2 separate regions of the Homo sapiens genome follow, and region 1 is linked to region 2. Evidence: read pairs that join two places in POLR2A ChIA-PET (ENCODE). Cell type or tissue: A673. All regions are shown on one strand. Each heading gives the region's core, and the rest is flanking DNA. Links, peaks and the distances in the headings are about the cores only. Region 1 has its middle 93 kb from the start of LINC00399. Region 2 overlaps LOC107984602 (a long non-coding RNA gene).

Region 1 (12,786 bases), core at 6,459-8,958, 53 kb before region 2:
TTTTGATTTAAACTTCAAGTCAAAGCATTCATATTTCTCCTCTTCTAATTAAATATCTAACTTCATTCTTTAATACCAAGAATCCTGGCTCTCAAAGACACAGAGGTTAATTTACAATATCCCCAAAGGGTTCACTGCTTTCCCACATTGCACAAATAAGCCTCAGAATAACAGTACTAGGCTACTACCACTGAGTTTGATTATTAAAAATAGTTTAAATATAAGTATGTATGCTCATTGTCTCTCCAATTTTTATCTTGTACTTTTCTACATTGTCATGTCTTGTAACCATTTCATACTATGCTGTCTCTTTTATCCATTTAGTATTAGTTCCACCAGTAAGTATACACTTATTTCTCTCTACTTAGAATAATGTCAATTTATCTGCAGTCATTTTGGCTTTCTGAAGTTTACTCTCTAGGTGATTCTGTAGGAAGAAGTCAGGAAAGAAAATTCCCTAGATTATTAAACGTTGACAATTGTTTGTCTGGGGTTTGTGTACTCGAAGGCCAGTTTTGCTAGTTATAAAATCCTTGGCTCACATTTTTCTTTACCGTGGGTATTTTAAACATGTTACTCCATTTTCTTCTGGCATAAAACATTGGTGTCTTAAAAAAAAAAAAAAAGCTGATGATAATCTAATTTTCTTTTCTATATAAGCCATGTCTTATTTTGCCTAGATAGTCATCAAATTATTATTGTTCTTTTTCTGTAAAATTTAGTAATTTTACTAGTATATGTCTTAGTTTAGTTGTTTCACTTGATATTCCCTGGTTTATAATGAGTTATTTTGATTTATTGTTTCAAATCTATTTCTTAATTGAAAGTTATTGATCACAAATTTTAGTATTTGTCATTATCTGTTGTTTTGACTGCACACATCAATCTCCTATTCAGTTGTCTTTATCTGTTTTAAGTGTTTGTCACTTTCATGCTTTCACTTATCTTCATTGTCTTTTTAATTTTTTTCCTTTTTTAACTTCTGCTTCTCCTAAGGCAATATAAGTTGTGTCCATTCAACCTTTTTTTTAAGTCTGTATTTCTAAAATTTTCATTTTGTATTTATATTATTTCTTAAAATTTTCACCTCATTGCTGAAATGTTGGCAATTATGATTTATGTTCTTTTATGTCTCATATCTTTTTTTAAACCTCTTATCTTATTCTGAAATTATACTTTACAATTTTGCTGTTTTCTCAGGATGTCTTTTTATCTTGTTTTCGTTGTTTACCAAGATGTTATTCTACTTCTTATTCTCTTTTTTCTTAAAGTAACTTTGTATGGAATTTGACCTCCATGCTTTCCTGTTGCTTTTACGTAAATTTAATTTTCCTGGATTTTTAGAAAGAGGCTTGTTTCAAATAGCTTTTTTATTATCTTGTAAAGAACTCCCTTTTATGTTGTTTTGTATCATTTTTAAAAATACAGCAGCTTGCTTTTTGACATGTCATGTCCCTATTCCTCTCCTCCACTTTCTCTTTCTTTCTTTTCCATGGTCATTTTCTCGCTCAGTTATAATCCTCTAAGCTGGGGTCCCCGATCCCCAGGCGGCGGACTGGTATGGTCTGTGTCCTGCTAGGAACTGGGCACACAGCAGGAGGTGAGCGTCGGGCCAGAGAGCATGACCGCCTGAGCTCCGCCTCCTGTCAGATCCCAGACAGCATGACCGCCTGAGCTCCGCCTCCTGTCAGATCCCAGAGAGCATGACCGCCTGAGCTCCGCCTCCTGTCAGATCCCAGACAGCATGACCGCCTGAGCTCCGCCTCCTGTCAGATCCCAGACAGCATGACCGCCTGAGCTCCGCCTCCTGTCAGATCCCAGACAGCATGACCGCCTGAGCTCCGCCTCCTGTCAGATCCCAGACAGCATGACCGCCTGAGCTCCGCCTCCTGTCAGATCCCAGACAGCATGACCGCCTGAGCTCCGCCTCCTGTCAGATCCCAGACAGCATGACCGCCTGAGCTCCGCCTCCTGTCAGATCAGTGGGCATTCAATTCTTATAGAAGCAGGAACCCTGTTGTAAACTGTGCATTCGAGGTTTTCTGCTCCTTATGAGAATCTAAGGCCTGATGATCTGAGGTGGAATAGCTTCATCCTGAAACCATCCCCTCCACGAAACTGGCCCCTGATGCCAAAAAGTTTGGGGACTGCTGCTCTAAGCAATTTTCCTCAGTTCAGCACTCTACCCTGGAAGGATGCCCTGGAAGACTAGTTTCAGGAGTTAATAAGGTCCAGACCCAGCCTCTCTGGACTTACCACAGACCCCTTGCATGCAGACTCAGAAAAATCCTGTTTGAGTTGCTACCTCCAAATTGGCACATCTCCCTTTCTCTGTCTATTGGCTCTTTGGGGACCCTTGTGTCCACCTCCCTGGGGGTCCTTGTGTCATGTCTACATCCCCGGGGGTCCTTGTGTCTACATACCTAGTGCTCTCTGACATTCCTCTCCATATAGGTGCTGGCAACACATGACCTGGTGGGCATTGCTGGCTTGCTCCAGAGACTTGTAAGTGATCTTTCAGGGGATATCTTACTGTTTTATTTTATTGAAAATGTTGATGTTGTTGATTGACTTTTTTTGGAGGGAGAGAAAAATCTAATGGCTGTTTTTATAGAGGGATTCAGGAACGTCCAAAACTATGCTGGCACCACCAACACCATCCTTTTAGAACTCCTGGTGCTCATTTTTCAAAATCTTCTAATTAGCTCATAGATTTATCTCGCTGCCTGAGCCACATCCTGGATTCTTTTAGGAGTGAGGAATTTAACACAAATCTTCTGTTTTATGTTCGCTTAGGGTAAGTCTAGTGTGTATGGCTCAATAAATGTGAATTATTAAATACATTAAGTTAATGGAAATTTAGAGCCTGTAGGAATTTTAAAGGTTAACTAGACTAATGTTTTCCATTTACAGCACTGGAATTTGTGTTTTAAATATTTTTTTTTCCGAATCTGTCATTTTTTTTTTTGGTGTTTTTATTAATGGTTTGAATAAGTATAATGTGATAAATACATCAGTCCTTTTAAGTTTTCTGATTTTTGAGCATTATTAGAAAAGCTTTCTCCCATCTAAGTTATCAAGAAACAAGTCCTCATGAAAACCTGCATTATCTGTATGTTTGTCGGGGTTATTTTTGTTGTTCTTTTTAACATTTAAGTGTTTAATTCAGCTGAAGTTATTTTGGTGTTGGCCAAGAGGAAGGGAATCTCACTTCATTATTTTTTTTCTGCAGATGACAGTCATTTGCAATTGTTCCAACATGATTTATTAAATAATCAAACCATTTTTCTCAAATACTTATAAATGCCATCTTTATCACATACAGAACTCTTGTATGCGATAATTATGTTCCTGAATTATTTATTTTTTCTCTTATTTTCTAAATTTGCATCCCTATTCCTTTCCTCTTACCTAACAGTGCGGATAGCCTCTCTGAAACATCACATATGGTGATGATAGTAAACACCATTGCCTGTGGCTGATCTTACCAGGAAAACTTCCTCATGTTTGCCTTTTAAGCATGATATAATATTGGATTTTGAGTTGATACATAGAAATATTTGTATTTTGCTACTATCTACTAATTCCTATTTTGGTAATTATTTTGTTAAATTGGAAATAGATGCTTAATTTAAATAAACAGATGCTAAGTTTTCAGCTTCAATAGAGACAAGCTTGTGATTTCTTTTACTATTTTCATATAAAAATTAAAGAATTTTCTAATATTGAGTCATCTTTGTATTCTAAAAGTAGACCACCCTACTTCTTCATAGGGTGTTTATTATAATAGAAGTTTGGATTTCATAAAATAATATTTTATTTAGCATTTTTGCACCATTATTCATAAATAAGATTGATCTGTAACTTTGATTTCTTTTCCTTTTAACTGTCTATGCAAGAATTAAAAACAGAATTTGCAATTCTTTTTCTGCACTTTCAAGCAGTTTAGATAGCAATGAAGTTACCTGAATATTGTAAGATTGCTGGGCTTCACCTATGAACCTCTTTTTTTTTTTTTTTTTTTTTTTTGAGACAGAGTCTCGCTCTTTCACCCAGGCCGGAGTGCAGTGGTGCTATCTCGGCTCACTGCAAGCTCCGCCTCCCGGGTTCACACCATTCTCCTGCCTCAGCCTCCCAAGTAGCTGGGACTACAGGTGCCCGCCACCGTGCCCGGCTAATTTTTTTGTATTTTTAGTAGAGACGGGGTTTCACCGTGTTAGCCAGGATGGTCTCGATCTCCTGACCTCATGATCCACTTGCCTCGGCCTCCCTATGAACCTCTTTAAGCCTGCTGCATTGTGGGAATTAGCACTTAGTCAACTTTTGTTATTTCTTGCTCCAATAATTTGTCTGCTTTGTTTATTCTCGTCTGGGATCAATTTTGTTAATGTTACCAAACCACTTATTTATCCTGATTCTCAAATTTATGTGCACAGGGTTAAGCAAAATAATCTCATATAATTCATCCATTTTTTGTCTTTCTGTTTCTGTTAAGATTCTTGTTTCTTAAAAATCACATATAGAATTTTTTTCTTTTCTGATTCACATATTTCTCTTTTTATTAGTACCTTCTATTGCTGTGTTAGGTGATATTTCTTGTTCTTTTTCAATTTATTTGTGTGTTTACTACCTTGGTTTTTACTCTTACTTATGTAAATACTTAAGGCTACTAATCACCCTTTGCGTGTTGTTTTTGCTGTGTGGCACAGATTCTGATGTAGAGTCTCCTAGTATCGCTATTTTCCATATATTATAACATTTTGGTTTTGATTTTATCCTAGGGTTGAGATTTTTGTTTTGGTTTTGTTTGTTTTCTGATAAATACAGGTAATTATATGCAGTCATGGTTTTGTTTGTTTTCTATCTTTAAAATTAATTTCAGACTTAATTCCCTTGTGACAAGGGCAACAAAGAAAATCTGTCACTCGACAGTTCTGAAAAAGTTAATGGCTAAACGTGACTTCCTCTCCTAAGGCCGCACCTCCCTCTTGCTCTCATCTTGTCTGTCTTCCTCACACCTTGTGAGTAAACATTTATACAATTATCCTAAACCAATAGCACTTTCAAGCAGAGAAACTCCTTTTTATGAGGTCTTTGTACAAAGTAAAGAAAATAATAATTATTATTTACAAATATTAACTCCGCTAAATTCTGATGGTTTTTCAAATCTTAGCCATGAAATTTTAAATCAGCAGTGATAACTGAGGCTTAAACTTGTAACTGGCTCCTGTGCACAGAAACACCAAGCCAGTGATTTTTGTGATGGTAGAAGCTAGTTTTTTCAGTTGAAGACTGTGATTACAGCCAAACAGTCTTTATGAGATTTGATAATGCACATTATAGGTAAATTGAAAATAGTGGCAAATTCATTGATCCCATTACAGTTTTCCATTGCTGGCATAAACTATTTGACTTGAAAACTAAAGTGTGCAATGGTTCCTATTTACCTGCCCATAGGAGATAGAAAATGCTATTAGGCTATGACAAACTTTTTTATTGACATAAAATGTATAACTATGTGATATGGTCACAGAGATTTAGGTCAAATGTGACTGATGAAGAAACAGGTCTGAGGTACTCAGGAAGGAACAGAAGGCCCCAGGCTGGAGTCTGCTGAATATATATCTGCAAGTTAGGCACACTTTTCTTCCAGAAATCTTCTCTTTTTTTAATAAAAGGGATAATCTGGATAACAGGAAACTAGTGAGGATAGGGTGATTGATGATTTATCTGATATTAATATAGACTCCAAAATCCCTCTTAGTTCACTAAATGAAAGGCCATTATGAGCATCAGCATCATATTAGCTAATAATTACTGTGCATATTCACTTTACCTACAGATTTCATTTCATTATCACAACTACCCTTGGAGGTAGTTATTCTTATTATCCTAATTTTACAGATGAAGAAATAAGAAATATTTATTTTACTAAGCACTTTAAACATAGTAAGTCATTTCACAAGACAATTTTAAGTGTCAATTATGGAGTATTAAGAACTATATGAGGCTTTCTAACATGCTGGGGTTTTTTTTAAATCTGGTGAAGTATTCCTCATTGAAATGATATGGATGTTGGACACACTTTTTAACTGTCAGGCCCCTGTTGTTATACTACAGAATGTCTCGATTTCAGAATAATATATTGTTCTGAAATGTTTTCTCCATCAGTATTGTAAGTTTCTGATTATTCTTGTCAAATTTCCTAACTACTGACCATCCTGGGGAACTTCTCATGGCATGATCATTCGACAGTTACACAGAGGCAGACATAACTAAGAATGTAAAGTTAATAAGTAAAAATGGAGAAAGAGACCTACTGCCATAATGGGCATACCTGTCAGGTTGAAGCATTGCAATACCTGGATGAAGGTGTGCATTCTAATTTGGAATTATGGCCCAGAAAATATGACTGATTTAGTTAAAAGCAAGGGATAATATCCACAACCAAGCCAGTGGAGAGAAGAGAGCACACGAAAGGGTTGAGACAACTCCACCTAATCACAGCTGGCAATACTGCAGTCAAATCTTTCATTTGATTTTGTCTTAATTTCTCTTAATTTGTGTCTGTGCTGTATCACTAAGGGTAACCTTACTTGACATTAAAGAGATGATAAATGAAGGTTCTACAATTCTTGAAGGTCACTGTGTCTATTCTATTGTGTAGCTTATTCACAGAGACATCACCGCGTCACCCAGGATGCCCTGGAAAGACTTAAAGCCTGGACTTGGCCTGGCGCGGTGGCTCACGCCTGTAATCCCAGCACTTTGGGAGGCCGAGGCGGGCGCATCACGAGGTCAGGAGATCGAGACCATCCTGGCTAACACGGTGAAACCCCGTCTCTACTAAAAAATACAAAAAATTACAAAAAAATTAGCCGGGCATGGTGGCGGGCGCCTGTGGTCCCAGCTACTCGGGAGGCTGAGGCAGGAGAATGGCGTGAACCCAAGAGGCGGAGCTTACAGCGAGCCGAGATCGCCTTGCTGCACTCCAGCCTGGGCGACAGAGCGAGACTCCATCTCAAAAATAAATAAATAAATAAATAAATAAATAAATAAGGCTGGACTAGGGTGGCAGTGGACCATGGGTCATCTGTGTGACCTTGGGCCACCATTTAACCTCTCTGCCCCTTGGTTTCCCCACCTGCAAATTGAGGAGATTGGGCCAGCTGATCTCAGAGCCTCTTGCAGCTCTTTAATTGGATAGAATTTGGGATTGAAATTCACCACATCCCCGGCATTTTACCAGATGCTTCCTCCAGCACATGCAGTATTATTAAATACATGTTTCCCCTTTTCTTTTGCTCTCAAGAATCCCTGTAAACTGCTGCTCACCTGGGCACATGGCTATGACTAAATCGCCCCTCTGACGCACTAATGAATGGAAACAGCAGAATCATCACTCTCTTCCTTTCAAAAATGAGGCAAGCCTAGACACAAGCAGAGAATACTGACACCCTGAAGATTAAATACAATGTCCACCTATTTCCCAATTAAGGTGACCACTCACAAAATAGAACCACAGCAGCCCCAGACCTGGCCTCTCAGGCAAGCGGGGCTGACCCTCCCACCCCGCTCTCCCTGCTGCCCCTCATCTCTCGGAAACTGTACATTTCCATCAAGCTGGAGACCTCTCTTCTCTCCTGATGGTGTCATCAAGTGCTATAATGTACACGTATCGTATTTGCCAGGGATCGCTTAGCAACAGAACCCTGTGTTCTGCCAATTTGCTTTTCATGCTGACAACCTAGATTTCACAGAAGTTGTGTTTTCTAGAAGGCTTTACAGACCGGAAAGGGTGACAAAGGGATGTCTCATCGCAGATGCAGACAGAGACTGGCCCTGGCCGCCCCTGTTTATGATTTCTGGGGATATTTTAGATGCTATAATGGCACACTATTCAAAAACAATTTATTTTTAATCTCCGGCTATTAATCACAGTAGATTGACGTCAGTTAGCTCATAAAGCTGAGGATATAAAGTGCTGTATTTGTGAAGAAATATCAACTTGATTTTAGCCACAAACATTAAAAGCTAGCATAAAACTAATATATTGCCAATGGGGTGTTCATAGTGCATTAGCGATGTCTGCTCACCTTGCAAAAAATGTTATTTTATTGGAGAAACATTCATTTTGAGAACTTAGACTTTTCCTGTGGGGTAAAGGGGACAGCATAGAATCTGAGGTGATTTTATCTTTGTCCTTCCACTTGTCTTTACTCATGCTGTGTGGGGAGAGGAGGCAAATAATGTAGCACACATTGCAAAGCAGAATAATGTTACCAATGTTTGAATGTAATAAATGCTTCTCATTTTAATGCTGGCCTTATAAAATAATTTAATATGTATGATTTATTTTAAAAGAGTATCTAACCAGGGCAATAACAAAGTACACAATGGATTATGGAGCGTTGTTCCCTCTAAAGAAGTCACTGCTTCTCATTAATTATTCTCCATATATACTATAATAACTAATATGATTAATATATAATAATATAATTAAGCCAATTCATTGGCTGATGATAGTTTAATCTATTTTCCCTCATATTTCTTCATGAGATTATGTGAGTTTGAATTAAACATGGGTGAATTGGTTTAAAATTATGCACCAATTTTCCAGAATTTCTCACCCCAGCCATTGCAATAAATGAACTGAATTTCCCGCAGGTAAGTTTCCAGACCAATTACATTTTTCTCATACTTCTCTTTTGAGGTATTTGGGGCTAAATTATGAAATGAGTTATTTTATGTTCAGACGGTCTGCAGCTTACAGAAATTAATGGACTCGTGGTGGTTTAATAGCAAGCTGATTGGCAAGCTGGACTTTGTTATTTGTTCTAGTGTGTGCTCTAAAGGACCCCAGCACTCAAATTGTTTCTGCTCATCATTCATTCAGCATTTACTTAAGGAGCATCTATTATGTCCCAAACATTAGAGAGAAGCAGAAATGTAGTAAGAATCAAGTTCTCCTAGAGCTTACATTCCACTTGGCCATGAAAGGAAGGGTGTTGCCTCTCCAAAAAATAAATGAGTGAATAATCCCCAGGGTAAATTCAAAGAGCGGCGAGGACTCGGAAGAGGACAATACAGCGTAACACTGATGTGGCCATGCTCACATGGCAAAGGGTGTCATGGCTTGGACTGGCTATAAGCTTTTAGAATGTGCTTCACAAAAACGCTCTTCCTCTCCTGACCGCATCCTGGTGGGTTTCTTGGAAGCACACGTTTACAACTGCAGGCTTGTCCTCTACCATTTGAACTTTCTAAATGGTAACACTAGATCCACGATAAAAACATGAAGTACCCCACTCACAGAAGTTGATTTTGTGAGCATAATATCTTTGTTCTGTCTCTGCCTTTGAAAAAAGATAAAAGACAAAAAGTTTTCTTTCTACACATCATATAAGGAATGCATTGTGAAAGTTACCTAAGCTTCTAGGGCACAGTTGGTTTCAATTATGTCTTCAGTGTTTCAGGGAAAAGTCTCGATTTTATTGTTCCTGCTTTAGTAATTAAACCTTGGTGGGTATTTATTCCATGCTTTTGGATTGAAGTAAAGAGAGCTCCACTGGAGGCAGGAAGATGTTCAGAAAGAGAAAAACCCAAGAGTGGTCCACCTAGGGCTGACTTATTAAAGAACCACCTGTCTAGGGACCTGTGGAGAGTGTGTCACATGAATTCCTATCAACCTGAGTCTGGATGTGAGGTGGCACAGTAAGCAGTATGCCCTCTTGGCTTATTCGGTACCCAAAATCTGACAGAAAATAAATGTGGATAATTTGTATACATTTTTAAAATAAATGAGGATAAAAATGAAAGCAGAGAAGGTGAGAGGGAAAGGAGAAAACATCTCGTTTTCTGCCTCTGTCTCTGTGTCTCTCTCTCTCTCTCTCTCTCTCACACACACACACACACACACACACACACACACACAACCTTATTAACAGGCTTCAAGCCATTAAGCAAGCTGAAAATGGTTGAAATAATAACTATATGAAATGTTTCTAGTTTTTCAAGTTGGAGCTGGTGGCATGGTGGTGTTAATATTCCCAAGAGAAAAACTGTTCTAATTCTTTAGCTCTTGGAGAGGAGTATGAGTGGTTTAGGGTGCAGGCTTTGAAGTCACACAGATCAAGGTTTAAAACCCAACTTTGATTCTTCCTCACTGTGTCAACCTGGACAAGTTAGTTTATCCTGCAAAGCTTTGGTGTCTACAAACACAAATCAGCAGGAGAGAGGTTTCCACCATATAAGGTCTTTGTGAGCACGTAGGGAGTATTGCACATGTGGTTCCTGAACACAGGGCTTGGTGGAGAGTGCCACCGAGTCAGTGACAGCTTCTTCTCTGTCTCTACATTGGGGCAGTTCAGGCTCAGGGTCTTGCCCCTCCAGGTTGGATAACAGCTGCTATGAATTTATCTTGGTTGTCCCATTAAAGCCATTTGAATCTAGGAACACAAATACAACTATTATAAAGCAGTCGTGGGAATGGGAGAGTCAAACATAAGGCCCAATCCATTCTTGTTTTTCACAGTAGCCACATTCTACAGAGTCAGGCAAAGGCAGAGTTAGTGGACACCGAAGCTTTGCTCCTGAGTAAGTACAGGGTTAGGTTTCTGTGAGCCTCTGGTCACGTTTTTATCAACTGATCAATACATAACCTGGTTTTCTGTGTGTGCCTGTTTAAAGACACCTCACTTAGTATATGTTGTTGGCTCATTAGCACTGGATCACGCCAAACAGCACCGTCACTCACGCCCTGGCACAGTTCGTCTCACAGGCCGATTCTCTCTGTCAGATGCGTTGCAGCCTCCTTGCTCTTCTGAACATTCAGTAGCAATTCAGCACAGTGCACAGAGGCCATTTTAAACAGCAAAATCACCAACAAAAAGCATGCAAATGTGAAACACAAGGCACCCAGTAGACCATGGCAAGGACGTCGGTTCACAGTACGGGCTGAAACAAGAAAGCTGAGCCCCTGTGTACTACAGCTGGGAATGTGCAGGCTGGGGGTCTCCAAGTGTGGGCTACTTTCTTTTTCGCCATGAAGAACTACAAAAGCACCAAGAGTATTCATTTGGGTGTTTACAAATAAACTTTGGTGAGTAGGCAAATTCACAAATACAGAATCCACGAGTAATGAGAATCAACTGTATGTAACACTCAACCCATATGCTCTAATGGGCAGAGTTCATAAACGCCTGGGAATGGCCACACAGCGTTGAAAGAGGTTGTTTCCACCTAAGTTACTAGGAAGTCTTGTGGGGTGATGGAATCACACTCAATGTCCCTAGTTATTAGTTAATCTGTGTATTGGTGAAGGAAACAAATTGAAACCATTAAAAAAAGTAGTTTCCGCAAGATTTGCCTGATTTCAGTAACATGTTTCGTCACAAATGGCAAAAGGCACAAAAGTTTTGGATCACTTTGTCCATTATTCTTCAAATATTAATTAAACAACGACAGTACTTGTAGTCATTCGGGAGGTGCTATGAGAGGTAACAGAGAAGGAGAAGATAAAATCTCTACCCTCCTTTAGGTTAGAATCTAGGATTCCATGACTCTATATACCATATTTAATATCAGATTTGGGACTCATATGCGCTTCTCAAAAGAGTGGCCTCAAGACTAGGTGGGTCAGAGCTGGTGGTTCTGAGACGTCAGCACAGAGACAGCCATGGCAGCAACAGCAAAGGGCTGGCCTCATGCCCCAGGAGTGCCCTCCCGTCCCATCCATCCTGTGCAGGAGGGCAGTGCGTGCCCATGAGGGGGTTCTGGAAAGCGAGGTGTGACCTGTCCAGACCCACAGCTTCAGAGTATCCTGCCTCTGCTCAGTATGTGATGTTTGGAGAGGTCAGGGAGAAACGCCCACTGAGGCCAGGTGCTGCTGGCTCCAAGAAGTGTGGTAGGAAGGCAGGACCTCCCTGTTCAGGTACCTTGATGGCTGGGAAACAAGGATGCAGAGAAGATTTGATGGGTATTTGGGATGGAGAATTTAACTCGATTCGCTTCAGCAAAACGGCACGAACCTCTGCTATACATGGGCAGGAGGGGCAGGTGCTGGACATAGAACTGTGAACAAGATGACCCCAATCCTGCCTGCAGGGAGCTTTCAATTGACACAGGTTCAGCTTGTCTATTAACAATCATAAATTAGGTAAGGCAGGACACTGAAAGTCCAGAACACAGTGGGTCGGCTGGAAGTAGAGTCTGGAACGACTTCTCTGAAATGGACTTAAAGTGGAAAAGAAATTAATATATTGAAGAAGGGTGGCTCTAGGCTAGGGAAAATCAACAGAAGCTGCAAAGGCCTTGAGTGAAGAAAACATAAACTTCTGGCATGGAGGTTAACAGCTGGTAAGGTGCTGTGTACTTTGGAAGAATGAGAAAGGTCATATTTTACTTTTTAATTATTGTTTTTTGCTTACTCTACAATCTGCATTTAGGATCATCTTGAATTTGAGTTCTTAAATCCCTGCAGATAGAATTTCTCAAAACAGATCTCAAAGAGCAGGAAAGCAGGAGGATGGTGCATTTGGGAAAGGAAGTCCCCTCTGTTGGATTCAGATTGCTGTTATGGAAATCAGTAACATTTACAAGGTGGAATAAGGTAATAATGTTCAGAACTTCAGTGACTGAAAGGATTAAAGGGGAATCATTCAAACTTTCTTAATCAAGTCATCTAAAATAATCCATTGGGGTTTTCTTATTCACAGTGTGATCAATTGCTTATCCCAAATAAGAGGAAAAGTCCAGGTGTCTTCCCAAGGCCTCACAAGCACACTT
Region 2 (12,786 bases), core at 5,133-7,632:
AATAAAAGCATCTTATCTTTTCTATTTGAAGACAGAGCTGTGCACACGATTACTGAGCTGTGTGCTGCAATGCAGTGTCTTAGTCTGTCCATGCTGCTGTAACAAAATATGACAGATGGGGAGATTGATAAGCAACAGGCATCTCTTTCTCATAGTTCTGGAGGCTGGGAGTCTAAGAGTCAGGCACAGTGAGGTTCGGCTGTGTGGTGAGGGCTGCTCTCTGCTTCTCATTCCGGCCTTCAACATCGTGTCCTCGCAGGGAGAAGGCAAGAGGGCAGAAGGAGAAGAGCTCCCTCAGTGAAGCCCTCTATCAGGGTACCTAATCCCTGTCACAAGGAGGAGCCCTCATAGCCTAATCACAACCTAAAGGCGCCACGTTTTAATACCATCACATTGGCAACACCTGAATTTGAGAGGGGACACATTCAAATCTAACGTGGGCGCATTTAATTATTTAGCTATGTGATAAACGCCCAGGCTGGAGTGTAGTGGCACAATCTCCACTCACTGCAACCTCTGCCTCCCAAGTTCAAGCAATTCTTGTGCCTCAGCCTCCCAAGAGCTGGGATTACCACCCAGCTCCCTAGTACCTCCCAAGAGCTGGCATGCACCACCACGCCCAGATAATTTTTTTCTTTTTTTAAATTAGAGATGGGGTTTTGCTATGTTGCCAGGCTGGTCTCAAACTCCTGGCCTCAAGTGATCCACCCGCCTTGGCCTCCCCAAATACTGGGATTATAGGCATGAGCCACCATGCCCAGCCTGTAATTTCATTTTTTAAAATAGATTCCTTTATTTACATTTATTTCCTAATGCAGCCAGAAATGCAGGAGAGGTGCTTTAAATTGGAGGAAAAAAAATGCTGAGCTATATGCCACAGAAATACTTTGTTTTACATTTCTTACCCTCCCTTTCTTCTTCTCACCAGGAATACTCTTCCTGTGATAGGGTCGCTGTGTTGCCCCTCAGCCCAGGCCAGCCAACCTTGGCTGTTTAGTCAAAGAACCCCACGCCATTCCACACCACAGAACCGATGTGGCCAATCAAAGCCTGACCGCCTGACCAAGGACTTTCCTACCAAAGCTGTCAGTAAACACTGACCAACTTTACAGGCAATACTAAACTAGCAGTGAGTTAAGAATTCTTGGCTTCCCACCTGCCAAGAAGCTCTTTATCTGCCCATCCTAGCTGCCATGATGCTAATTCATGCAACTATTCTCTCTGCCTACTTTACTCAACTGTTTTCACCTTGTCTCTTGGACCCGTAATTGATTTTTCTGCTTCCTCATGTATGCTTGCTCTGGTCTGTTTTCTACTCAGCTGTCAGAGTCTAGCTTCTAAAGTACAAAGATGATCATAGTCATCCATCAGTATTTTCAGAAGATTGATTCCAGGATCTCCCTTGGATACCAAAATCTGAGGATACTCACGTCCCTGATATAAAATCTCATAGTATTGGTATATGGCCAATGAACATCCTTCCATACACTTTAAATCACTTCTAGATTACTTATAATCCTAATACAACATAAATGCTATGTGAATAGCTGTCATACTGTATTGCTTAGGAAATAATAACAAGAAAAAGTCTGTACATGTTCAGTACAGTTGCAATTTTTTTCTGAATATTTTCTATCCGGTTGGTTGAATCCGTAGATGTGGAACTCACAAAAGAGCTGACTATATTTATTATTTTGCTGGAAATATTTAAGTGACTCATGCTAAAGCACCAACTCCTTTAAAATGGTTTGTAAAATGCATCATAATCCTGTTCACATCCCCATCTCCTGCCTAGTACCACTTTAATCTTCCTTTTTTACTGTTTTCCAGCCATGCTGAGCTACCTGCAGATTTTGGAAGATAGTGCTCTTTTTTGTCTCTTTGTAAGAGACAAGAAATTACCCTTTCCTTCCTCTTCCTGTCAGCATTTCTCTGCCCAGCTTCCTCTGATGTGTTCCCGTGATGCTCTGTGTGCCCCTTCTCTAACATTTATATCTCACTGCAGTGTAAATGACAATTTTCTTGTTTTTCTTGTCTATCTGTCTCTCGGAGGCAGAGACGTCATAACATGTGCAGAAACAACTCCAAGACCATGCGCAGGTGCCCTGTAGCTGCCATGATTAATTCCAGAGGGAAAGGCTGGATGAGAACTTGCAGCTTGAAGAATGAAGATGTAACCTCAGGAGTGCTAACATGTGTGTTCAGGTAGGAAAAGAAGACTGAGCAAAATAAATGGAGAACATTGTCCAAGAGACAGATAGGAAAAAAGGCATTCGAGTCATGTAGACAGAGGGAGGACATGGTGTCAGCATTAGGGACTGTCTCAAGCAGGATTAGCAGATGCTTGCTCACCCACCTCCAGGTCCGGAAACTTCGGGTTGGGAAGAGTCTATAGGATCCACTTCCATGAAAAGTTTCAATGCAACAGTGGATTGGCAAGTTGGATGTGGTGGATTGTGGAAAGTAAAATGGAGAGTCAGACGGGAGGATGAAAGAAGAGAGGGAGGAAAGGGGAAGAATGCCCCAGAGGATTTTAAGTGTATGAATGATTTTCACAAATAGTTTCAATCACGTGGGAGGGCTAGAGGGCCAGCTGCACATAGTCAATGATTGGGAGTGGTGATGAAGGGAGAGTTGCTTTTGCACACACTTGGCCTTGAAGGGGAGGTCTGGAATAGCCTGGATGATGGCAAGGGGAGGAACACTGCTGCAGAGAGTATATTCCTATCTGGGAAAGAAAGAATGAGGGAAGAAGTAGAATGGGAGATGAAACACGAAAGGCCATAATCAGCGGGAGGAAAAGAGAGATCGGGTAACCTGACATCTTGACCTTACTTAGCTTGTAGAGAAGGCCATCTGTTGAGAGTTATTGGGGCTTGGGTGGAGAACCTGAGGAATGGGGAAACATTTGGTGTGTCCTCTTGTGAGGACACCGATAGGGAGTCCTCAGATGCTCAGGGCTCTGCCTCATGAGTCTCGGTCCTTGACGCAGTGTGTGTGTGAAGCAAATTTACACAATCCAGTCAGACAAACCTCATCGTGCACACCAAGACTTCCCAAAGATCTAAAAAATAAACTATTTTATACAAAGTTGCGTGTATGTGCATGTGTGTGTGTGCGTGTGTGCATGTGTGTGTGTGTATTGTAACAGGGCTTTGTAAGATAACCCCTCAAGCTTCCCATCCACCCCCTCCAAAAAAAAAAAAAAAGGCCCAAGGGAAAAGATTTATTTCATTGAAAATTTTGATAATTTTCAAATAAAATGATACTGATTAAAAACCTTTCTGCAATTCTAAATCCATCCAGGCACAAACATTTGCAATGAAAGGTTTTTCATGACTCTAATGCCTACCCTGAGAGACTTTTCTTTCTCTGAAATACGAGTTGTATCTCAGAAAAATACACAAGCTACCAAAGAAATCATCTGAGAATTCTCTAGAAATCTCTTAAGCAAACATGTAGGTTAGGTCAAACCAGGCTGTGAGAGTTGGCCATAAAAATTGCTTTCCAGGGTCATTTTAAATACCTCCCTCCATGGGTACAAAACAAAATTGAGATGGTTGACTTAGATGTACATTTCTGGGCCTGTGACCTCATGTTTAAAAGATCTTTGTAAGTTTATTTTGCATGTGTAGAGTTTTAAAGCATTGACCATTATTGCTTTCGACTTCAAACCATTTTTACGAGCTCCATAAATGGAAGGTAATGATGTTTTTTAAAAAGGTGTTTTCACTCTCTTGCATTTTCTCCAATGAAAAGCTAAGTACAGGAGTGTGTGTTTCTGTCACAACTACAACTGCCCTTCACCTCAGGACCTAATTTCCATTCCCTCAAAAGAATAAACACAAAAGGAATGCATCCAGCTTGTTGAAAGAGAATCTCTAGAGAGTCGTTTCCCATTTAGTTTGGAGCTCTCTTTTTTTCTCTGTCACCAATGCAATGTTCCCTGCCTGCAACCCCATGCCATCTTTTGGAACAGGCCACATGGCTCTTGGAGAGTCTCAAAGATCTTTAAAAGTGACACAAGCTTTGGTCTCTCCCAAGAGAACAGAGGGTCTCTCGTCTGTGATAATTGGAGTCTCTCTCAGCCCAGGGCACAGGATTCACTTCCTGATCAGGGTCCTCACATGCCACACTTCTTGGCTGCAGAGGCTTCAGGAAGACTTATAAATATGCATTAGAATCGCATCCCTGCAGAGGGGCAAGCATAAATCCCCATACACTGACGCTATGCAAAAAGTAAATCGCACAGCGCTTGCCTCAAGAACTAACTCTTTTCTCTTTTTCCCCTTAAAACAATTTAAGCTTTTTGTTTCAGAAAGCCAAGATTCTCTCTCTCTTTTTCAATTTGATTTTATAACCTTAAAATTTTCTCCCAGTGACAATGTTTGCTAGTCTACATCCTGTCAATGTTCTCCAAATTGCAGCTCATTCACCTACATTCTTTTTACATCTTATCTACCATATTCATTTTAAAACAATATGCCACTGAGGGTTTTCTAGCATTATCACTTCCATATACCATTGCAAATATCTGTCGAGGAAGCATTACAGAGGTTCTGGGGGTTGTAATGATAGAAGGACAGATCCTCCCTTTTCTCAAATGCAGATATAAAAGATAAATACAAGATGATATTGCAGATTACATCTATGACAAAAAAGAGGGGATTAACCACAGGCCTTTCTCTTCCTTCTCCCAGATACCTGCCCCTCCCCAACTCTGCCATCTGTACTGACTCCTGCACTGGGTTTCTTGATTAACAAAGCCCCACCTATTGATTCTGCTTTAATTCACCCACCCAAGCTCCCCTCCCTCTTCTTTCGCCCCCAGAAAACATGATTTCTAATAGTGATCCCTTTGTCTGCTGAGTTATGTCCTGAAAAAGCAGGTTCTCCCCTCATGGGGAAGGTTTCCAATGGCAGAGGGTTTCCAAAGTCCACTCAGGTTACAAATCAGAAGAAAAAAATCAGAGTTTAACTATTCAAATTTCTTTCAACAGTTTCTGAAACTGACATGAGAAAGCATTCAACAAATATTTTATTTAGTGCCCCCAAAATAATAAAGCCTTCCCGCTGAATACTGGAGCTTATTAGCAAACATTGTACTTCACCATACAATCAGCATGTTATTAAAAAATTAATGCCTGTGAAATGAGTTTTTGATACAAAGCTGCATGGCTGTGACTTTTTTTTTGGTTTTTTAAAACATTAATATCCTCAATAATTCATCTTTTATTCCTTTAGCCTTACTAAATATTAAATGGGTTAAAGTTAAATATTTGAAAACTAAATACCAGCTCAAACCTCAGAGAGGGCACAGCCATGCCCCAGCTCTGAGGGTGCTGCCTCTTGCTAGCGTTTTGTCAAACATGGTAACTGGCACGCCTGCTGGCCCTGGGCTAGTCACTTTCTTCTCTTGGATATTACCTGCTGGACAATTGAGCTTTCTGCATGCACCTTGTCACCTCTGAGCTGCTAATGACATTACAAAGGGTTACCACAAAAATGAGAACCTCAAAACATAAGAGGAGGTGTGCACTGATTGGCTACCTAGGTCCACTGGGCTCAGAGAAAGGGAGAGCTAACAGTCATTGGCCATAGTCAGCACGGACAATCTGGCTGAGTTACCAGACCACCCTCTGGCCTTTGTTCACTCACCCCCATCCCTGGTCACCATCACATTACCCCCAGTAATCTGGTTAAGTGAGGCAACAGCAGGGGCCCTTCTCTGCTGAATAATCTACATAATTTTATCTGAGTTGATCTGAGCCAAGAGACTTACATTCCTCTCTCGTTTGGCCCCTTGATAGCAGACGCCTTTTAATTATTAGGAGTATTGTTTCTACTAGACTGAGAAATTAATTTTATGATGCATGCTTGGGACATAACTTTCAGGGTAATATTCATCCAAGGGTTTCCATTGCAATTTATCAACGTTGCTCATCTATCAGCGTGAGAATTTGTTAAGGTTGACAACAATTACTACACTACTGATGCTAAAAACAGACGAACTTCTTTTTCTTTGAAACAGTATTTGCATATGGACTGAGAGATGTGGTTACTTTGAAGTAAATAGCTTTCATTTTAAATGTCCACAATAAGAGCAACTCAGGAGTATTCTACAACGGCCTACAAGAAACCTCCCGGCTAGAACTGAGAAAACTTGCACCTGCTCCTCAAAAACAAACACCAAAGAATGAATGCCTCAAGGTCAAACTATGCTGCAGTGACAATTCTGAATCCCATAACCTAACAATATTTCAACCTCATAGAAGAACGTAAACTGTACCATATCTAAATTTGACCTTCTGCTTAGCAAGCATCCATAAACAAGCTCATAATGTCATCACTCAAAAAACAAAGTGGAATTGGTATGTGGCACTAGGATAGGCTGTGGTGACACTGACGTTAACCCAACCAACCACCCTCTGTCCTCCTCCTGACCCTCCATCAGACCTCCCCAACCAACGTCAGCACAGACACTCTTCATGCTGTAACTACTAAACAGAGGTTTCTGATGACAGTAACAGTTTTTCACAGAGCAGCATACGCTGTAAGCTGTGACTGGACAGGAAATACAATGAAAATGCTAATTGGCATCACAGATCCCACTTTCATGTTTTATTAATGACAACTGCACCATATTTGTAAAATAATTTACATAATATGTTAATTCTCCAAAGAGGAGGGAATGGGAGCTCATAATTGCATATGGAATCAGCACTTTCTCTGCCTCTACCAAGACTACATAATGCTTTAGATTTTTCTAATAGTGGCTCTTTTTAGGATGGGTTACATTTAAAAGTCAGTCAAGATTAAATTTTTAAATCTACTTTTTGGGATATAGACGCATTAGTAAATGTTCATGGTGGCTTTAGACCTGGCGGTGCACTAGTTTTATGTTAAAGAATTAGGGAAGATTCAGTAGTAAATGAGTGCACACAAAATGAAATGCAAGACTGCTTGGAACTCATAAAAGCACTTGGAATCTGGTTGCTGATACTCTCATAAGATTTCCTGGATTTCCAGTCTTTTTATTGATATATTTTTTATTCTGGAACTTTTTTCATATGATTTGGAAATGCCACACTATGACCGTTTTTTTGAGACGGAGTCTCGCTCTGTCGCCCAGGCTGGAGTGCAGTGGCGCGATCTCGGCTCACTGCAAGCTCCGCCTCCCGGGTTCACGCCATTCTCCTGCCTCAGCCTCCTGAGTAGCTGGGACTACAGGCGCCCGCCACCACGCCCGGTTAAATTTTTGTATTTTCAGTAGAGTCGGGGTTTCACCGTGTTAGCCAGGATGGTCTCCATCTCCTGACCTCATGATCCGCCTGCCTCGGCCTCCCAAAGTGCTGGGATTACAGATGTGAGCCGCCGCGTCCGGCCCATGATCTTCTTAAATGGAGGGACTTGCCAAAATTGCTCTAGAACTTTCGATGAGTTAGGCAAAGGAACCACCAGCATAAGGAAACCAGAGTTCAGGCAGGGCCATGCTCCATGGGCACATGATGAAGCCAGAAGAGCTGCCCACTCATAGAATCCAGTGTGACCTAAGGCTGCTTTTGATTTTTAAAATCATGGGCCATGGTCACATAGGCAGCCCCACATGGCTCAACTGACCTCAGCCTTTTTAAAGTTTATCAACTTGCTCCTTTTTTTTTAAACATTAACGGCACTAGTCGTATAAGCATGCCTATTTTGGCGATTTTTAAAAATAAAATTGGAATTCGTCTTATTCCCAGTCTACTGATGATTTGTGAGTTAAGTTTGTAATTATGGTGTAACTTACAAGCTAGGGTGGTAAGTAAAACCACTATGTTCTGAAACCTGATAAAGGAGGCTTTCTAGAGAGCATTCCTCAGCCCTGGAAACATCATAGTAACTGGAAAATCTCATTTTTCTCTGTATTCACTGCTCTCAAATGAAGAGGATCAGATAGGAAGATGGGGCTCCCTCAAGTTTGTGCCTTTGAATTCTGGAAGATGCTGCTTATTAAATCAAGGCAGTATGTAAAAGTGGCCAAATACATAGTAATGACAACTAAATAAGAAGATGCAGAAAAAGGAAAGAAAATATGTTTCGATACATTACCTACCTTCTCCCCTATTTTAGGAGTTTAGGAGTCTCCCAGGAGCAGTGACCACTGAGAACCAAAGGTTGTATTCTTCAACCCTGGTCCTAATAAAACACTTGTCACATAGAGCTGGTTACCTTGACAGATGCCAAATTGCCTGAGCTACACAGTTTCTCGCTTCATCTTTAGCATCAAGATAATTTCAGGCCCTTTTCAGGATTTAATTATTTTAGTTATTCCATGTGGTTATTCACATGCATAAGAATTACATTTCACTCGTTCTGTTACTCGTTGATTAATGAGTACATTCACTGAACACCTATTACGTGTCAGGTACTGTGCTCTCTGATAGTACTGGTACCTCTGAAGGGTGCCTCACTGACAGAGGAAATTGATTTCTCCCTCCACCTTATTTCCCAATGTCAAATTTCTGAGTCCTAATTAGTGTGTTTGTTGTTTTTTGTTTTGTTTTGTTTTTTGCCTTTGACAATCTGTTTTCTTTCTATGAAAATGGGAAATAAAAGAGGATGCTTGGAATGTTGACACCACTTCTGGGTGGATTATTATCTCTCTAGATTAACTCTATCTTGGCTTCCTTATCTATTCAAACACCGGTAGCCTGAACCAAAAAGCTACTGAACCAAACTGGCAACTGAACCAACTGAACCAAAAAGCTGGCAACTGAACCAAAAAGCTACAAGAAAAATTGTGGGAGGCCTCGTGGTCCTTTCAACAGCAGAATTATTTTCACTGGAAAGCTCAACAGACAACTGATTCTTCAAATATTCTCCCCAACAATTCCCTCAAACAAGTCAAAGAACCTGAGACAAACGTCAATGCTAAGGTAGGCTGCGTGTTCATTCCACCACTGTGTAATACCACAGAGACAGGTACGAGAGTACTAATCGAGGCCTGCGTTTCCACATTTAAAAGGTGCAAACCAAACTAGCAAACTACTGAATAAAATATCACCTGCCTTCTAACTGGATAAATATATCCTTATAATTATAAAATTAATTGAATGTGCATAGACCTAAATGTCTCCCTAGTCTGGAGAGGTTTAGATAAGTAACAAAATAATTACATACAAAATTCATAAGTTATATCTCATACAATTTTTTCTTATCATTATTTTAGAAAATTCACTAATTAGGGGGCTATAATAAAGATTCTTCTGCATAATTTGTGTTCTACTGACACAAAGTAAGCAATTTTGGGGGATCACCATAGCTTTTAAATTTTTGCAGGAAGTTTTTTGTTATTTTAGATTGGAATAACATCACACTGCTGAAGCAATAGACACTGGTATTATTAATAAAATTCACAAAGTAATTTGTAGATTTGAAAATAAGCCGTGAGCTTTACATCTAGCATTCAAACATTGTAATAAGGTTGTATAGGATGAATCATTGTCATTGTAGAAAATGTGAAAACATTTTAATTTTATCATATAAATGACTACAATTTACAAAGCAGTTTTTGGCTAAATGAGTAACTAGATTCACAAAGTATTTTTAAAATTCTTCTTTCAAATTTTTCACTGCAAGAGAATTTTAAATTAAACCAAAAATAGAAGTATGTTGTTCATGGTCAGAACAGTCTATATAGAAATCCATTTGAAGATCATTTGCATATGAATCTTCTTTATTATAGTCATGCAAAATTCAAATCATGATAATGAGTAACAAAATTTTACACAAAAATATGTAAGCAAGCTACAATGCCCTTTTGAAAATTTAATAGAACTCTTATTAAATACTTTTATTCTCAAAATTCACAATTTTGTGTTCAATATCCATCGAGTTCCCATGTAAAAAAAAATTGGTTACGTGCTTCAAAATTAAATATTTGGAAATACATATGTATATATAAAAATTTAAGAGCAATTTGACGTATTTAATGTTAGAAAATGTTTCTCAGGCCATCTCATACAACTGTTGTGAAATGTGTGCTAATTCACAAATACCTTCTGAACAAAATTTAGTATATGAAGAGAAGGAGGAACCTAGGTGCTCAGTGTTGCTGAGGAATGATACTTCATTATGCAAGAGTCTATTGCATCTGTGCTCTCTGAAAAGAAGAATTTGACAAGCTAATTAATTTGTCGTTTCTTTTATCTAAGTGTTTCTGCCTCATATCCCCTCTGCCCTGAAAAGCAGCATCTATCTTTGGTGTTGGCAGCAGCACAACCCCAAACCTTCATGCATTTAGTTTCCTTTATGTCAAGGACACAGCAGTAGATGTGGGAAATGTATTTCTGGGAATCTATGTGGTGCTATTATGGTGAGATATTTGGAGTTATGGGTTGCATTGGAAAGTGCTAACAACCTCCATAGAAGCTGAGCAGAAGGTGGACCTGGAAAACTCAAAGTAGGGGCTATTTTACAACTAGTACAACCGTACAATCATGTGCCAGTGGAATAATGCATTTGCCTGGCACCTACAAGGCAACCACAATATTTATTAAATAAATTAATAAAAAACGAATGAAGACAGAATAAATGAAAAGAGGATGTTGTGTCCATCATGAAAACACCCAGGTGTATCAATAATTATGTTACAGTTTGAAGGAAGTATATTGAAATTGGGTATAAGTAGAAAGGAATAAGTATCATTTGGCAGTATCATTACTGCCAAAGAAGAATTTTCCTCTACAGACCTGATCATCAGGTGTGTTTTAATACAGAGATATACAAACCTGAGCAGTCCCAAGCTCACCCCTGGCCTCCTATCACTCTCTCTCTCCCTCTCTCTCTCTCTCTCTCTATATATATATATATATATATACACACTGTATGATTAGGACAATTGTCAACTTTTAAGTGTTTGGTTAACAGTTTGAAGTTTTACTTCTGAAACCCCAATACTTCCTTGCAACCCAAACAGAAATATCAGAATACAGCCAGGTCTGTCCTTTTGGTATTTCCAAGCCCAGCTGAAATCAAGCAAGCATCATTCTAGTCATAATACCCCAGAACAAGCCAATTGCCTTGAGCCTGGAGCCCATTCTAGGCTGCAAATGCAGCCAATGCCTCTGCACTTATACCATAACTTTGAAGGGGGAGAGGTGGGGCCATAGAACAGAAGGAAAAATAAGCTCAAGAAACTAAATTGAGAGTAAGAAAGACCAAGATGGCAGAGTATGAAAATACCAGCCTTCATCTCCCCACAAACAAGCAAAACTAGATAGCTATTCACAAACCAAACCAGCCCAGACAGGGTTCAAGGGACCATTAAAGAATCTTCAGCAACACCATGAAGGAAAAACAAAAAAGAAAGAATACTCAAATAGAAAAGATCATTGGTGAGATCAGCATCCCTGAGATACCAGGAGATGGTGAAGAGCAAAGAAGAAAGGCAGAGGCTATTGGCATCAGACACAGCGGAAATCACAATGGTCCCCAGTGTCCTGCTCCACAGAGGACACCAACATCTTTTGCCACTAAAGTAACCAGTAGCCATTTCCACCAAGGAACCCCAGAAAGGAAGGTGTGCCTGCATATCCCTCCTCCGCCAAGAAGCAGCTGATGATGAGCTGCTTCAAGAAAGGAGCCACGACCTTTCCCAAGTTCTCCCATGCCCTAGTACTGGAGCCTCACTTTCCCACAAGTGCCCATATTCCAGACCCAAGCTCTGTGGCAGTGGTGGGCCTGCCCATGTGTCAGACACCACAGGTATCACCACAGTGAGCTAGCTGGCACTCTGGCCCTAGAGCCAAGCCCTTGATGCTTATACCTATACTCCAAGACCTGGCTCAGCTGCCATAGATAACTAGGCCTCATCCCAATCCCAGAGCCACCGTAACTTTGCATATACCTGTGCTCTTATTCTCAGTTTCCCAGCTGTTTCACAGACATTCATCTCTCACAAACATTACCAACGCAGTAGCAGAAGAGCTGCCTGCACCCTGAGCACCAATAACATTACTGCCCCCCGAAGCCAGAGTCCTTCCATGTACACCCATGCTTCAGGCCTCAGCTCCATGGCCGCTACAGAGGTGGCACTCATCAGACACTCATGCCACCACTACCACAGGGAAGCCCACAAGCCAGACCCAGTACCAACAGGGATCCCCTCAGCCACAACTTCATTAGTGAGAGAAAAAGAGATCTGGAGGACATTAGCAGCCATTGCCACTGAAGATCTCATCAACTCTCACCACCACTATGACCACCCACAACATTAGTCCCTGAGAATCCCTGTAACCTTCATCAACACTGACCTCAGCTGACAGAACTGCTCAGAGAATACACAGCTGTGCCCTCATCAGTGGCAGAACTCTTGCACACCACAGCAAACACTCTCAAACCTATAGGAAAATAAATTTACACAGCAAAATTAGCCCATAAAGTCTGCAAGAGGTGATCTCTTCACCAAATGTGCAGAAATCAATGTAAGGCAACAAGAAACATTAAAAAAAATAATAAAGAGACATAACATCACCAAAAAACCCCACAATAATCTTTCAGTAGCTGACTCCAAAGAAATGGAGATATGCAAACTGTGTGACAAAGAATTCAAAATAATTGGTTTAAGGAAGCTCAGCAGAAACAATTCAACAAAATTAGAAAAATAATAAATGACCAAAACAAGAAATTTAACTGATTTAAATCATAAAAAAAATCAAACAAAATTCCTGGAACTTAAACATATAATGAAAGAAAGAAAAAAATGCAATAGAAAGTGTCAAGAGTAGAAATGATCAAGCAGAA

The links. Peaks named below come from ENCODE experiments on the same cell type or tissue, not always from the same donor. Only the 100,000 strongest peaks of a DNase experiment are listed, where the experiment ranks them.
Region 1: POLR2A ChIA-PET joins it to region 2 with 8 read pairs; 2 of 35 experiments call an interaction of 5 or more read pairs at or near these places.

The regions. Positions count from the first base shown.
Region 1 is chr13:109,487,337-109,500,122 of GRCh38, forward strand. No RefSeq gene overlaps it. Among named protein-coding and RNA genes, the nearest start is that of LINC00399, 93 kb to the left of the region's middle. RefSeq lists a silencer at 1,891-2,006. In A673, for the core only: no CTCF peak of the experiment used is centred there; a DNase peak (open chromatin) is centred at 7,735; H3K27ac peaks cover 1,095 bases.
Region 2 is chr13:109,542,064-109,554,849 of GRCh38, forward strand. LOC107984602 (a long non-coding RNA gene) reads right to left here. Exons shown (of 4, transcript XR_001750018.1): 4 at 11,860-12,383. Among named protein-coding and RNA genes, the nearest start is that of LINC00399, 150 kb to the left of the region's middle. In A673, for the core only: no CTCF peak of the experiment used is centred there; a DNase peak (open chromatin) is centred at 6,578; H3K27ac peaks cover 953 bases.